Linked DNA regions of Homo sapiens: region 1 is linked to region 2. Evidence: chromatin loops called from intact Hi-C (ENCODE). Cell type or tissue: heart left ventricle. All regions are shown on one strand. Region 1 overlaps NCOR2 (nuclear receptor corepressor 2). Region 2 overlaps NCOR2 (nuclear receptor corepressor 2).

Region 1 (8,000 bases), 40 kb after region 2:
TGGAAACGCCCAGAACAGGCCAATCCACAGAGACAGAGAGTGCATTAGTGGCTGCCAGGGGCTGGTAGGGCTGGGGCGGGGCCCTGGGAGGGACTGCTAATGGGTATGGGATTTCCATCTGGGGTGAGAAAAAGTTCTGGAACTAGGCAGTGGTGAGGGTTGCACACCAATGCAGATGTACTTCATGCCACTGAGATGTTCACTTTCCAGTGGTTAGAATGCTGAGCTTCGTGCCATGTGTATCATCTCAAAATTAAATAAAAGGCGGCGGGAATCACACAATTTCAATAAAGCTTCTTTTGCAGCCTATAATGAAATACATGCCAGAAACCACCAAGTGGACATTAAAGACAGAGAAACAACAATGTGGCCTCTCTGGGGGCTGACAGCAGCCCCAGGCCCTACCAGCTGGATACAGTGCCCAGGCCCTACCAGCTGGATACAGTGCCCAGGCCCCGCTGGCATGCCTCTCACTCACCACACACAGAGCCTGACCTGCAGCGGCAGGCAGGCCCTCCTTCCTGAATGGTGCGAGGGTCTCTCTGGGTCCAGGTTCACCTCAGCCTGGGGGGCGGAGGGCAGACTGCCCCCGGAGGAGCTCTGAGGGCGAGGGGCAGGGTCCCGGGGTGAGGGCGGGGGCTGTGGGGGTCTTCTCAGGGCTGTGGGGACCCTCAGCACCCCCCACAACTACAGTGGAGGACGGGGCCGGGCCCAGGAGCCCCGTGATCCAGGCTGTTCTCAGATACACCTGCCCTTATGTGCCAAGAGCGTTTGCTATAAAGGGCCTTTGTTCCCTCCATAAGTCACGACCTGGAGCTTTCTGCACAAAGAAACCGCACGTCACAGACAGCCTCGACTCCAGCAGGGCCACGGGACCAAGCACGGGACAGGGACGGGGAGTGGGGGCCTGGGCCTGCTCCCAGCCCCACACACCAGCTCCGGAACCCGTGGCACTCCTTGGCCTCTGCTTCCTGGCTCCTTGCCCACAAACAGGGACATGGGCGGGGACAGGAGCAGGCCCCACCTCTTAGATAACCGAGAGTGAGCGTGCCGTGGGAGCCAGGTGCTGCCCCGGCCTCAGCAGTGCTGCCAGTGATGCGCCAGCTCCGACAGCCCCTGCCCCAGGCCAGGCACGGCCGAGGGAGGGAGGAGATTCGCTCCCACTCAGCCCACCATGGGCCCTCACACAGGGTTATCTGATTCCGCACAGCCAACCTAGACGACCCTCCCACTCAACAGACGGGCAAACCGAGGCCCAGAGGCAGGTCACTGTGCTGGGAAGTAAAGATCTTGGCCAGGAGACAGCACAGCTGAGAGGGGATCCGGCTTAGGAGGCACTGGACCCCAGCCCCCACGGTGCTGCACATCACAAGGCCATCTGCTCGGGATGGCTTCTGCTGCCAGCACCAATGCCTGCTGGCTCCCTGCCGTGTGAGCCACTCCCACGACTGTCCCCAACGGCCTGGGTGTCCCCATCCACTCCAGAACCCGTCACCCAGATTGGGGTGCTCAAACCTGAGACAGGTTTCCAAAGCCCCAGCACACTTGAGCCCAGGATAGGACCTTTGGGGCTCTAAGGGCTGGATGAACGCCCTGCAGGTCTCCCTGACCCCAGGACTCTACCGAGATGGCCGCCGGCAAGCTCTGACTGTCCCGAGATACCCAGGTGTGCTGCCACTGCTCTGTCCCCAAGGCCCAGAGGTGCTGGCCACAGAGGTCACCCAGAAGCCACTCGCTGACTACATGCACAGCACAAGCTGTGTCTCTCTGAGCTGCGCCCTCAAGTCACAAAGACAAGCCTGACAGCGCAGCTGCACAGACCCATTTTCTGGAAGGTAAAACTGAGGCTCCAGGGTGACAAACCTGAGAACAGCCCAGAACCAGAACCTCACCAGAGGCCTCACCACAGCCCCTGGCTCAAGGCCAAATGTGTCAACACCCTCCCCAGCACGTGAGCTTCAGGCGCCCTGGATGCAAACCAACAAGGCTTAAAGCCGCCACACACCCCTCACCTTTCTTGGCTGTTTCCATTTCTTCTTCTGTCCAGCGAGAACTCTCATTCAGCTCCATGGAGGCTGAAAAGAAGATGCCAGGTTATTGGCAGGAGCCGGGAGAGGAGGCACTTTGCCTTCTGCCCTTTTCTCTCCTTTGAGCCAGGGAGGGAGTAGACCAGGCCTTGACGGTGTCACCGCACGGCTCTGAACCCCGTGGGAAGGCCACATTTCAGACGCCCCTCCCCAGCCAGTACCCACCGTGGCACCTGACTCCCTGAGCCTTTATGCTGGGCTGGAGCTGTGCTGGGCAGTCCCACGTGCCGTTGGTCGGGGCCAACCTCCACACAAGCCGCTGAAGTCGGGGCACCTGCGATCACCCCATTTTATAGAAGGGGACACTGAAGCAGTCAAGGGCCTTGACCATGACTGCCTCTGCCTGCACTCTGTTGGGAAAGGGGTCACCTGGTGACGTGGCGACAGTGGGACACAAGCTTCAGGTGGGCCGGGACCTCATCTGACCGAGGACCCTCTCGGAGCCCAGCTCTTCTATTACTGTGGGGCTGTCCCATCACGGCAGGATGCTTAGCAACCCTGGACTCTGCACGCTGGACTCCAGCAACCCTACTCCAATTGTGACCATCAAAACTGTTCACAGACACTGCCTGGCGTCCCCTAGTGGGGGAGTAAAATCGCCCATGGCGGAGAAGCCCTGCTCCAGAGGGAATGTTCATACCCCCACTCATCCAGGACAAGGAGGGGCTTCTGGTGTTACTGGGAAGGGACACAACCTGGCCTTGGGGTTGGCTGGAGGTGGCTGCATCTCTGCAGTGGCACTATTTTTGGGTCTGTCTGCCGAGCTCCTCTGGATGTGAGCCCTGGCCCTTCCTTTCCAGTTGCTTAAGACCCATGAGTGGGGTGGGTGCGAGGGACGTCAGCTCCATGGACTCAGCACCTGGAACTGCGCCAGGGGGAGTATGTGTCCAACAGAGGCTGGCTGAGGAGTGGCGGAAGGTTCCAGCAGAAGAGGGGAGACGGCCCCCACCCCCATGGGCAGCCCCATCAGCCCCGACAGGCCAGAGCCACCCCAGCCTCCCCCATCTCTGCAGCCACAGCCTGGGCCTCTCTGGGACCTCATCGATGCTCCCATTCCTCCCCACAGGACTCCCAGAGGAAGCCTACAGAAGCCAGGGGTGCCAGGGGTGCTGAGGGTGCCCAGTGCCAGAAGAGACATGGAAGGCCTAGGAGTGTGTTTTCCACCCTGCGGCTGAGCCCCCAGCATCAGCCTTGGGTCCGAGAGGACTATCCCCAGAGATCAGGCAGGAAGAAAGCCCTTTCACCCTGGGCCTCCAAGTACACCGCCACCAAGAGGCAGCTGGAAAATATCTGCAGGAGCTGCATAGGCTCTGTGGCCAATGGGGCTGAGTTCTAACCCCAGCTACAATGAAATTTTTAGAGAGGGAACGTTTCCTCTCTGAGCTTCGAGTGGGCCATTTATGAAATAGGTCCAAACTACATCCCACGAGAAGAAGAGACAGGTGCATGACCCGGACCCCAGGGGACGGTGGGGGTCTGTGGGAGATGAAGCAGCATCTCCACCCTGAGAATGAGCCCTGGCAGGCGGGGCTTCGGCCTGAGCGCTTGGGCCCCTGGGTGGGTTCCCGCAGTGGCTGGAGGGCTGGACCCTAACAGCTAAACAAAGTAGAGACAACAGACGCACACCGCTGCCCCCTGCGGCGAATCTTGGGAACTGCCACTCACATCATCTCATTTTTTTCTACTTTCTGGGAGGGTAGTGAGGGATGAACACCCTTCTCAACAGAAGGGGAAACTGAGGCCCACGGAAGTGAAGGTACAAAACCAGATGCCTACCAGGGTAGAGGCTGGGTGGGGACAAGTAGAGCCCATGACATTCTAAGAAGGAGTGGTGGTTACTCGGCTCCCAACAACAGCCACCTCATGGGAACCTGGGCCAAGCGTGGCCAGATCTTCTGTTTTAAAAACGACAACCAAAAAATCCGGAACTGGTCACTGGGAATTTTTTGTGACATCTCCCTGCTCTGAAATCACTGTGGTTGAAGCCACTGAACTCTTCCTACACCCCAGGCACTGTTCTAGGTGCTTCTCACATAGCAAGTGACTACAACTGTCCCCCCACGTTAGAGGTAACCACCGATTCCTCCCACTGAGAACATGAGGACCCTGAGGCACAGAGAGGTTCAGGAATTCATGCTGGGCCACACAGCACATCCAGTAGGTAGCGCTGGGATTTGACTCCAACCATGACTTACACCAACCCCTTGGCTGTTGCCAATTAACTCAAATTGCACGAAACTTTCATATGAGCGCAACCCGCCGTGTCTCCAGCCCCTTCCCCACCCGCATCCCTGGCCCCCAGCTCACCCAGCTCGGCGCTCTGCTGGGGGGTGATGGCCTCCTCGCTGTTGGCCTCATTAGCCATTGAGCGGGTGATGCGGCCTTTGCGTCTTCCCTGGCTGTTGGCAGTTTTGCGGCCTTTGGAGGCCACAGCCTCCTTCTCGTCGTTGTCCTCCCCTGAGGTGTCGTCTGTCTTCTCCCTACAGGCCAGAGAGGGGAGATAGGATGGCTTCACCCGAGCCGGGAAATCAAACAGCCACTGGAGGAGACTGTTTCTTTAGCTGGATTTGCACTGGCTGCCAGCCATGGCACTAATCGGACGCTAGGAAAGAGGGGGAGAGGCCTGAGGTGAGGGTGGCCAGGGGCAAGTCTGCAGGGGCTCCATGTTCACCAGAAGTGGGAGTACAGCTGGCAGGACAACACCATGCTATTTCTCAAAAGGGAGTTGCGGCCAGGTGTGCTGGGTCACACCTGTAATCTCAGCACTTTGGGAGGCCGAAGTTGGAGGACTGCTTGAGCCCAGGAGTTTAAGACCAGCCTGGGCAACACAGCAAGACTCCATCTCTACAAAAGAAAAAGATCAGAAAATTAGCCAGGCGTGGTGGCATATGCTGATGGTCCCAGCTACTTGGGAAGCTAAGGTAGGGGGATCTCTTGAGCCTGGGAGGTCGAGGCTGCAGTGAGCCATGATTATACCACTGCACTCCAGCCTGGGTGACAGAACAAGACCCTGTCTCAAAAAAAAAAAAAAGAAAAAGAAAGGATGGGGGTGTAACCTGGGCTATCAACTTAATTCACCAATAAGGCCATGTGGACAGGTAGTTAATTGGCTGGCTATTTTATTCCCCAAATGGGAGGTACTGGGAGCTTTCCTGCAAGGCTACTTTCTTCTGGGCTGGTGGTTATCTGCAAGACCATTTTATGCACCAAATAGAGAGATACTGTCTGCAAGACTATTTGGTGAACTAAATGGGGGCGTGGGCTGGCAGCAATTTATAGGGCCATTTTATTCGCCACAGAGGAGCTATTTCCAGAGGGGCTCTATAAGAGGCAATACATTGGCCTTCAGTATTATCAAGGGCCGGGCATCATCTTAGACATTGGCAGGAGGAAACTCTCTTGCTGGTTTTATGCAGGCCTAGCCTGCAGGCCTAGCTGTGGTGTGTGGGGGTGCTCACAACCTCGATACCCGAGCTGGGGCTCTCGCAGAAGTGACTGGGGAGAGTTTTACTGCGGGAGGCTCAGATTGATCACCTCTGCCTTCCCATTCATCTTCCTGAAAGGCCCTTGCTGGAAGCGTCTGGGAGACGGGGTGAGGAAGCCAGATGTTCTCTGAAGCCAAATTCCTGAGCCCATTACAGGTACCTGGCGCTAAGTCGTGCCGCCCCCCTTTCTCCAGCTGGCTGCACTCCTGCAGCCCCTGGCAGGCACAGGAGGCTGTCACGGCCCCCGCGGTGAGGCTGTGCCTTGATCTGCAAGAACTCACACTGCCATCGATGATTCTAAAGGTGACAGCAGCCGCCTGCACACCTAGTCCTTCCAGGAGGGCCTCTGATCCCCCTTTCCCCCTTCCTGGCGCCTCAGGAGGAAAGAGCGGGAGGAAGCAGGGAGGCAGAGAGTTCCAAAGTCATTGCCTGGATTTATTAGCTCAGGAGTGGAGCTCAAATGAGCTATCAGTCTCTAAAGTCTCCAGAGGGTTGGAGAAAGAAAGCGAGGGCGGAGGAGAGGGGGGAGCCAGGGAGGAGGAGTAGGGCGATGGGTGGGCTTCCGGAAGGGGGGCTGTCAGGGGCAAACGAGCAGAAAGCCCTCCCCCCTGCTCACAGGCAATTGGTGGGCACCCCACCCGTCTCTACAAAGGGTCCCCCAGAACCGTGTGCCACCCGGGTTGGGTCAGCGGCCGGGCCCTGCAGGGGACAGCAGGCTGCCTTACTTGAGGAGGTCTTCCTTGTCGTTCTCCACCTCCGGCTTCTCCTCCTCCTTCTCCGCCTCCTTTTCCTTCTCCTTCTCATCTTTCTCCTCCTGGCTGCTGCGGGGCATGGGCTGCTGCTGCTGCTGCTGCTGCTGCTGCTGCTGCTGTTGTTGCTGCTGCTGTCAGACCCCGGGGGAGGGCAGAGGGGAGTGGGGAGGGAAGAAAACCGTGAACAGGTGAATCTCTGCACCTGGGCTCAGCCTGAGCTGGGGGAGGAGGAGGAAAACCCGTGGAGTCCACCCAGAAGAGGTCATAAACAACCGGGAAGCCAGGCCCCACTGGCATGAGATGGGGAGAGGCACGGCCTGGGGTCTTGCCGCCCTAGGGGCCTGGGGAGGCGGAGTCGGGGTGAGGGGCAGGAAGCATTGGTGTCAGAAGTGCTGGCTTCAATTCCTGCCCTTTCCACACAGTGGCTGTGTGAGCTTGGATGAGGGTCTTAACCTCTCTGTGCCGACTCCTTCGCCTTGACAATGGGGGTATTCAGCATGCCTGTGCCTCAGCTGAGGGCTGGGAGGTTGAAATGAGAGAATCCTCACCATGCTTACATCCGCATCTGGCCCGGATATTTAAGAGGGGCAGATGTGATCTGGGTTGAGAGAGGTGCCCTGGTGAGCCTCGGCAGGGGTGCCTGAGCATCTGGGAAGCTGGGGACACACCCCTGATGCCCCAGCCCTGCCCTGCCCCCGACAGAGCTCAGGCCACCTCTCTAAGCCTCGGTCTCCGAGTCTGTAAAACGGGGAGGTGGGGGGATGCCCCTGATTCCCCAGAGCCCAGGAAGGCCCCAGGCCTGCGTGGAGGTGGCTGCTCTGCTGCCTGGGCCTGGTCTCCCTCGCATGCCAGCACCCCAGGGGGACAGAACAAGCCCATTTTACAGAGCAGATCAGAGAGGCTGGGAGCCAAGCCAGCCTCCTTACTTGGGCCTCTTCCTGTCATCTGCCTCCCCGACCTGTCCCAGCCACTCTGGGCCTACCGCCCCTCCCCTCACCGAGATAGAGGAGGGAGTGTGAGCTCCTCCTGGCACCGCCTCCCGATTTCCTGTCATCCCGCCTGATTTCTTTTAAAGCACACACTGATTTTCTTGGACACCCCAAGGTCCTCCCTGCAGGCAGCTGCCAAACCAGACCATCTTTCCATCCCTCTGAGCCAAGCGAAATAAAAATAAACCCCAAAGCCTTTTAATGTGTACCAGGGGCACAGTCACGGCAATGTTTCAAACCAGGGAGCAAGAACTCCAAGCAGATGGAAGAGGAGGGATCGGGGAGGTGAGAGAGACTCCCTTCTCTTGCCTTTCCTTCCTGCCAGGAACAGGTGCCTGACCCGCACACAACGCTCTCTCCAGCCTCTTTTCATTTAGGATGGGGCAGAAAAACAGAGCAAGTGTCTGACTGCTGCAGGCAACCGTGGGCTCCCTGAGGCTGCTGCCAGGTCCAGGGCAGAGCCTCGGGCCTGCATCTGCCTCTTTTCCCCAGGAATCCCTTGCCACCATGTTCTGTAAGAGGAGCCAGGAAGGGGCAGAGTTGCCCGACCTGGAACAGACCCCCCGGCCCCCAGGTTGCTGCTGATTCCCCAACAGGTGCCCGGCATCCTGGGATCAACCTGTTCTCCCTCTCCTGACCTCGAACCCTCAAACGTAACGTTTAAACAGCCGGCAGGTGAAGCCTCTT
Region 2 (8,000 bases):
AAAAGGACCTTTTTGGAAAAGTCTACTGGTGCACACCCTCCCTGTGCTGTGTGCCCTCGATGGCTCCCACTGTCCTCAGGAGAAAGTCTTAGCCCCCGACTTGGCCTTCAGGCTCGCCTGACCTGGCCCCTGGGTCTCCCCAGCTCACTGGGCACCGAGCTTCGGCAGTGGTGGCCAGATTCAGTTTCTCAAGCTTTGCCTGCTCTCTCCTGCCTCTGGGCTTTTGCACTTGCTGTTCCGTCTGCCTGGCATGACTTTCCCTGTTCTTCTGGCTCCCTTGGCCCACGCATCCCTCGGGACCAGCCTTTACCAACAGCAGTCTGTACCAGCCCCCGGCTGTGCTGCTTTACAGCTGGTGAGGCCCAGCAGGACTGCAGGACCTAGAACAGGGCCGAAATGCAGCCTCACAGAGTCTGTGAACCAAGGTAGCGCCTCTGCTCCCTCCCCAGGCTCTTCTACCATCTGCCCATTCTCTAGCTCTAAGCCGTCAACGGAAAACATAGCTCCCACTCTAAGCCTGCCCCTCACCAGCTCAAGCACCTGCTGTGGCTCCCTCTTGCCAGTGGCTTCCATCTCAACCCTGGGGCAGCTTTCTTAAAAGATCTCCCCCTTTCCCTCCACTGACCAGGCTGTTCCTCCAGCCAGGTCCCATAAGGCTTTAAGATGCTTCTGTGTGCAGCTCTGAGCCAGTGCAAACAGTGCAAACAGCGATTGTGCACTGGCTGAAGAAGCCCAAGCTCGGGCGGAGCTACTTACCAGGTGGAGCGTAGGAGAAGGCTGAGGGGTCCGGGGCATGCGGGGAGGCCTTGATCACCTCACGGGGGGGCACGGGGAAGGGCAGGCCGGAAGTCCAGCAAGGGGGGTCCCCAGGCAGCTTCTGGGCCTCGGCTGCGAAGGCTGGGAAGAACACAGGCTTCTCTGCTGAGGGCAGGAGGTGGGGCAGTCAGACCTCGGGAGCCCTGGCTGACCCTACACAAATGGCCTTCCTGCACCCACAGTAGTGGTGGCCTGTGACGGCCTGGGCTCCTCCGGGAAGCCCCCCAAGTCTGCCTGCCTGGGCGCTGCTCTGTAACCCCATGGTATTCTGCTCAGCAGGGGAGGGGATCTCAAGGTCTGAGCTGGGGGCTCTCAGCTGCCGCTGAGGACGAGAACGGGACCCTCTGGCTTTGCAACCCCACAAGCACTCAACCAAGCCCAGCAAGCCAAGGTCCCTGGACAGGCCTCTAAGCCAGGAGGTGGCAAATGGTATCTCAGAGGGTCTGTCTGCCCCCTAATTTTTTTGAGACAGGGTCTCCTTCTGTCACTCAGGCTGGGGTGCAGTGGTGCTGTCACGGCTTACAGCAGCCTTCACCTCTGGGCTCAAGTGATTCTCCCACCTCAGCCTCTCAAGTAGCTGGGAATACAGGCGCCCACCACCGCACCATGCCTGGCTAATTTGTTTTACTTTTGTAGAGATGGGGTCTTGCTATGTTGCCCCAGGCTTGTCTTGAACTCTTGGGTTCAAGGGATCTTCCCACTTCAGGCTCCCAAGTAGCTGGGACTACAAGCACGTGTCACCACACCATGCTTGGCTAGTTTATATTTTGTTTTTGTAGAGATGAGGTCTTGTTATGTGTGCCCAGGCTGGTCTTGAACTACTGGGCTCAAGAGATCCTCCCACCTTGGCCTCCAGAGTGCTGGAATTACAGGCGTGAGCCCCCACGCCTGGCCCCGCCGTCTGACTTTGTGAATACGCTTTTACTGGAGCGTGGCCACATCTGTGCATTTATGTATTGTCTATGGCAGAGCTGAATCCTTGCAACAGAGATTGTCTGGCCCACAAAGCCTAAAATGTTCACTCTCCGGCTCTTTGCAGGAAAAGCTTGCTGGCCTGTGCTCTACACAATGTTGAAGGAGGTAACCTGTGATGTGTGTGTGTGTGTGCGCGCACGCGCGTGCACGTGTATGTGCATGTGTGTGTGAGTGCATGGATGTGTGTGTGCGCCTGTACACAATGTTGAAGGAGGTAACCTGTGATATGTGTGTGTGCGTGCGCACGTGCGTGCATGTGTGTGTGAGTGCATGGATGTGTGTGTGCACCTGTACACAATGTTGAAGGAGGTAACCTGTGGTGTGTGTGTGTGCACACGTGCGTGCATGTGTGTGTGAGTGCATGGATGTGTGTGTGCCTGTACACAATGTTGAAGGAGGTAACCTGTGATGTGTGTGTGCGCGCGCGCACGTGCGTGCGTGTGAGTGCATGGATGTGTGTGTGTGCATGGATGTGTGTGTGTGCCTGTACACAATGTTGAAGGAGATAACCTGTGATGTGTGTGCGCGTGCATGTGCATGTGTGTGTGAGTGCATGGATGTGTGTATGTGCCTGTACACAATGTTGAAGGACGTAACCTGTGATGTGTGTATGTGCACGTGCACGTGTATGTGCGTGTGTGTGAGTGCATGGATGTGTGTGTGCCTGTACACAATGTTGAAGGAGGTAACCTGTGATGTGTGTGCACGTGCACGTGCATGTGTGTGCGAGTGCATGGATGTGTGTGCGCCTGTGTGTGTGTGTTGTGGCGGGCAGTGGGGGGTTATAAGCCCAGACCCTCCAAGTAACAACCACAGCGTCAGCCTCAGTTTGCTGAGTGGTACTCAGCACAGGCACTGTGCTCAGCATCCCACGGCCTCCATGAGCCTCCGGTTAAGCTCACACAGAGACTGCTGCCAGACACATTTTACAGAGGGGAAACTGAGGTACAGACACACCAATGGGCTCATCTGAGTTCACCAGCAAATACTTAGCCGAGTCAGGATCAGAAGCCCACTGAGCCAGTGCAAGCAGCGGTTGTGCGCTGGCTGGCTGAGAAGCCAAGCTCAGGCAGGGCTACTTACCAGGCGGAGTGTGCAAAGGGCATTACCGAGAGGTCATGCTCTCTCAGGGCTCCACGGCTGACAGCAATGTAAGCGTGTTCACTCATTTATTCTCACAGCACCCTACAAGGAACTGACTGACTGTCCCCATTTCACAGACGGGAAAATGGAAGCCGAGAGGTTAAGCCACCTGGTCAAAGGCCCCAGCTAGCAAGTGGCAGATAGCGGCTTCGAACCCAGGCACTGGGGCTGCAGACCATGGCCTTAATCCAGACTGCTATGCCACATGGCCTGCGGCAGAGAAGCAATGATGGGTCCTAGATTTCAGGCCTGGGGAGATCCTGTAAACTCAGCGGGGCCCCGGGGCTCAGGCCTGGCTTCATGGCATCTTCCTGCTGGCCTCTCGCCCTTTGCTGAAATCTGTCCTCAGCTCTGAACCTCTCCCTGAGGACCAATCCTATGGAGAGATAACCGGCCAAGAAGTTGAGCAGAGACACAACTTGGGAATGACGGAGCCCTCTGGGTTCTGGGACAGGAATGGCAGGCAGGTGTCATCTATCACGCCGCCTCCAGATGAACAAAGGAGGTTCTGAGGGCCCATCAGGGTGTGACAGCGGAGGAGAGTGCTAAGATCAATTAATGATGCCTGCTGTGAGCAGAGCAGGTGGGCAAGAAGGCCTATGTACCAAATTGCCCCCAATTCTCTCCTTGAAGACTGTTTCCCCTGGACTTGTGCCCTGGCGAGGTGGGCAGCCCACAGGAGGCAGGGGGCACAGATGCAGGGGAATTCTCATTCTTAACCAGTCCCCAGTGGAGGCACCTGTACAGGGCCTGCCTCACATCTGGAGATCCTGCAAACGCCCTGGACCTGGCCCCTCTGGCTACCCAGCCCTGTAAGCCTCTGGTGCTTCCTCCAGCCCAGTTCCAGAGAGTTGGGAGAGAGAGGAGGGGAGCTGTTCGATGCTGGAAGGCAAACTGGGGCTAGGCCAGGCTGGGCGGGCGGCCGAGAGCCTGGAGAGACAACCTGTTCCTCCAGTTGGGCCCAGGGGGCCCCGAGGGACCTGCTTGGCTGAGCCGCTCTGTGTGGGAGCCAGGGGCAGAATAGGCTGGCTTCCTGAGAGACCAGAGAGGTAGCGCTGGGTGTCAAGTTCATGTGTGTCCCTGCGGGAGCTGAGCTGCAAGCCAGGCTGTGCAAGAAAGGCATGCAGGGCCTAACGCCAGGTGCACCGTCCCCACGGGGAATGAGGCCAGGAAACGGCACAGGCCCTGGCCACACCAACGGGCTGAGTGCCAGCCGCGGGAACTGCTGGCCGGTGGCTCCCTTTCTCCCAGGACAGGGGCCTGCGACCTGGCTCAGCAGGACCTGGCTGGCACCGTGCAGTTCCAGCCCTGATCAGATCTGACGCTGGCCAAAGCTGCTGGGGCCCCTGACATGGATACACAGCTCCTTCCCGGGCTGGCGCCCCAAACCTGCAACGTCTCCCAGAGCCACACCCTGGGCCGCACACTGTACCCTGGCCCCAGGTAGCCCAGCCCTGGTCATGGGGCATCCCAGTTCCAGCGAGACATCCCTGGCGTCATCCCCACACCGGGTTCAACGCCCCACTGGCTTTGCCTCCAAAACAAACTCCCGATGCGCCCTTCCTTCCACCTCCACGGCCACCTGTGCGGTTCAGGCAGCCTCTGTCGCCTGCCAAGAGCTGCGCTGTGACCTCCCGCTGCTGCCCTTGACTCAACAACGGCCAGACAGAGCTTTCCAAGATACAAATCAGATAACAAGCACCTCCTTCCCCTTCCGCAACACACGCTCACTTCAAATCCCTCCAGCAGCCCCTGCCACACCTGAGACAAAATCCACTGCCCGCTGTGGCCTGAGAGGCCCCACACAATCCGGTCCCCACTTCCCTCACTGTCCACCCGCCCACCCTTCCCTGGCCACAACCACCCCCGGCGACTCCTCACACACCCCGAGCGTGTTTCCACACCAGGGCCTTTCCCTGTGCTGTTCCCTCTGCCCGCAATGCCCACCCAGAGAGCTCCCACTGCGGGGCTGCTTCCCACTCCACAGGGTCCTTCCCGGAGCCGCTCTTCACTCAACCCGTTTTGTTTCTCATGGTGGATGAACGACTCTAAAACCATCTTGCTTCGTTACGTGTTCCCTGGTTTAACATCCTCCTCACTCAAAACAACAGCAGCTCCCCAGAGCAGAGACTTCCTCTTCTCCCTACCTAATCCCCGCTCTGCCAGCATGGTGCCTGGGGCCTTGGGTTTTCAACAAATGTCCTGACCCAGCAGCCTCGGTGGACCCCGGAGGCAGAGGTTGCAGTGAGCGGAGATTGTGCCACTGCACTCCAACCTGGCGAGAGTGACACTCCGTCTCAAACAAAAAAAAAAAAAAAAAAAAGAGAAGGGGGATGTCACACCCAAGGCAGCGGGGAGGGGACAGCTGATGGTAGCTCCAGTCACCCGGATTTGTCCCTGGGCTGTGCTGGTCAGGAGGTCGGCCTGGTGTCCTGCTGCCCTCAGACCTTTGGAGCAGCCTGCCAGCAAGCGCCGGGGCTAGCCCAGGGTGGGGAACCTCTGGGGAAGCAGCCCCCAACACCTGCAAGGCACAACAGCACCTGCTGCGTGCCAGGCTGACCTGGAGAAGATGCCTCTTTGGGGACACAGGTTCAGAATTTCTTGGGCCTAGTGGGAAGTGGGGCAGAGATTGAAGATCCAGAGAACAAGCAATCACGCCCGCCTGTCTCCTGACCTTGAGCTTCACGTGATGACAGTGAGGTGTGCCCGGGGCAGTCCCTGTGACACAGCGGCTCGGGAGTCACCCCCAACCCTGGCTCCTGGTGAACCCAGAGACCTGGGCCTGGAGCAAGGTCAGGATGCCAGCTGGGGAGGGCAGCCCTTCCTGCCCAGGCCCCAGAGCTGCTGCCAGCCGGGTGCTGGGCCCCATCTGTGATTCCAGAAGCTCCTGCGTGGACTGATTCACACCGAATCAGAGGCTGGGCTGTAGACATGTTTTTGCGTGTTCACAATGCTTTTGAAAATTTTGAGAAGTTGCCAGTGTTGAGAAACCAGGGACCAGGGGGATTTCACATAAGATGGATTTCTGGCTTTGCTGGAAGAACCACCCCAGGCCTGATTTGCCACGGGGTGACTCTTGGCCAAGGCCAATACGTGCCCACTTTAGAGAAAACAAGAGTTCTCCAATTTGCCGCAGTCCCTACCATTCCCAACTGCCTCCCCCTGCTCAACTGTTCCATTCGTTTACTTTGCTTTCCCTGCCACTGTGGCCATGGGGTTTGCAGCAGCTGCTCTAGACACACAAACATCCCTTGCCCGTCAGTCCCCTGCTGCCCCAGCCCCACTCAGCCACTGGTGTGCACTCACCCTCCTTGTCGGCGGGGGGTGCCGGGCTCCTGCTCTTGCCCCGGGGGCTGCTGCCAGGCTGCTGAGGGGCGTCGCTCTCCGGCTGCAGGTTTTGCGGTGGCGGTGGGGCTGGGGGAGCTGGCTTGGTGGGAGCTGCGTCCTCCCGGGGGGGCTCATGGACTTTGGTGACCTGCTGAGGGAAGCAGGCAGAAGTGAGCATTCACAGAGGGTGTCTGAAAGTGACAGGGTCAGGGAGAGACATGCACGCGACCAGCCTGGAAACCAAGGCCCGGGAAAGCCAGCGACATGCTCAAGGTCCCAGGTGCGGCAAGAAAGGGAGGTCTTAGCACAGAGCACATGGGGAAGCCCACCTCCCAGAAAGCCTGGCCCAGCTGCCCGGTGGTGAACAGGGGGAGCTCACCTCCCCAGAAAGCCTGCCCCAGCTGCCCGGTGGTGAACAGGGGGAACCCACCTCCCCAGACAGCCTAGCCCAGCTGCCTGGTGATGGACAGGGGGAGCCCACCTCCCAAAAAGCCTGGCCCAGCTGCCTGGTGGTGAACAGGGGGACCCACCTCCCAGAACCTGGCCCAGCTGCCTGGTGATGGACAGGGGGAGCCCACCTCCCAAAAAGCCTGGCCCAGCTGCCTGGTGGTGCACAGGGGGAGCTCACCTCCTAAAAAGTCTGGCCCAGCTGCCTGGTGGTGAACAGGGGGACCCACCTCCCAGAACCTGGCCCAGCTGCCTGGTGATGGACAGGGGGAGTTCACCTCCTAAAAAGCCTGGTCCAGCTGCCTGGTAGTGAACAGGGGGAACCCACCTCCCCAGAAAGCCTAGCCCAGCTGCCTGGTGATGGACAGGGGGAGCCCACCTCCCAAAAAGCCTGGCCTAGCAGCCTGGTGGTGGACAGGAGGCTAGAGCCTGCTGTGACTCTCTCCTCCAGCTCCTTCTGTGGACCCAAATCCTCTGGGTCTCAGGGAAGCCAGGACTGAGCAACAGGATTCTGTGGGCCTCGGGGACTGGGCCGTGTAGCCTGACACGCCCTGAGCCCATCACTCAAAGTCCCAAGGGACCACCAGCCTGGTCAGCTCAGGGTCTTTTAGCCCGGAGCCCCCAGTTGCAACTGGGAAGGCCAGACTCACCTCCCTGGAGAAGGCACCTCCAAGGGCCCACGCACCCAGCTGAGAGAACCTTCCAGGAGGGTGTTCCCAGAGGGCCCCAGGATCAGAACTGGTAGGCCACCCTTCCCTGGCCAAGCTGTTGCTATAGCTGAGTGGGTGGGGGAAGCTCCTGCCTCCCCATGACCCAGTATCTAATCTGGGGGTTCAAGGGTGCTGCGGGGTGGAAGGGGGGAGGCCTTAGGCCGCCAGTTCCCGCCTTCACTGGGAGCCCCACCCGGTACGCCTGCCAGCTTCCCCAGCTGTTCCCACCTCAGCTCCACGGGGATTTCTCCAGGAAACAGAAGCGGATGAGCTAGGCTGCAGGTGCATGCTCCCGCCCGTGGGATTCTCTGTCTCAATGAATGGGAAAGTCAAGGTCAGGGTGGACTCTGTGGGGCTCTGGGGGTGGGCACTCACGATGGGGGGGATGGCAGCCGCTCGCTGCTTCAGCTGCTTCAGGTCCAGTGGCTTCTGGGGTGAGGCATTGGCCCGGGGGTCGCCAGTCGGGGTGAGGAGGCTGGGCCTTGGGGACAGCAGCCTGCGGGCACACGAGCACCATCAGCTGGGGGCCCACAGCCGGACTCTCCCAGGGTGGGGGGGCTGCCCGGTTTTGATGGCCTCTCC

Evidence for each region. Peaks named below come from ENCODE experiments on the same cell type or tissue, not always from the same donor. Only the 100,000 strongest peaks of a DNase experiment are listed, where the experiment ranks them.
Region 1: it touches region 2 in a loop (1.8-fold over the local background); 8 of 110 quality-filtered maps call a loop at or near these places.

Annotation. Positions count from the first base shown.
Region 1 is chr12:124,396,107-124,404,106 of GRCh38, forward strand. It overlaps NCOR2 (nuclear receptor corepressor 2), which reads right to left. Exons shown (of 49, transcript NM_006312.6): 16 at 6,298-6,455; 17 at 4,395-4,567; 18 at 2,013-2,075. Among named protein-coding and RNA genes, the nearest start is that of MIR6880, 63 kb to the left of the region's middle. RefSeq lists enhancers at 3,081-3,580, 6,536-7,180, 7,181-7,824. In heart left ventricle, a CTCF peak has its summit at 3,723; DNase peaks (open chromatin) are centred at 2,942 and 7,241; H3K27ac peaks cover 3,637 bases.
Region 2 is chr12:124,355,886-124,363,885 of GRCh38, forward strand. It overlaps NCOR2 (nuclear receptor corepressor 2), which reads right to left. Exons shown (of 49, transcript NM_006312.6): 23 at 7,794-7,914; 24 at 6,241-6,412; 25 at 757-897. Among named protein-coding and RNA genes, the nearest start is that of MIR6880, 23 kb to the left of the region's middle. In heart left ventricle, no CTCF peak of the experiment used is centred here; a DNase peak (open chromatin) is centred at 3,906; H3K27ac peaks cover 2,536 bases.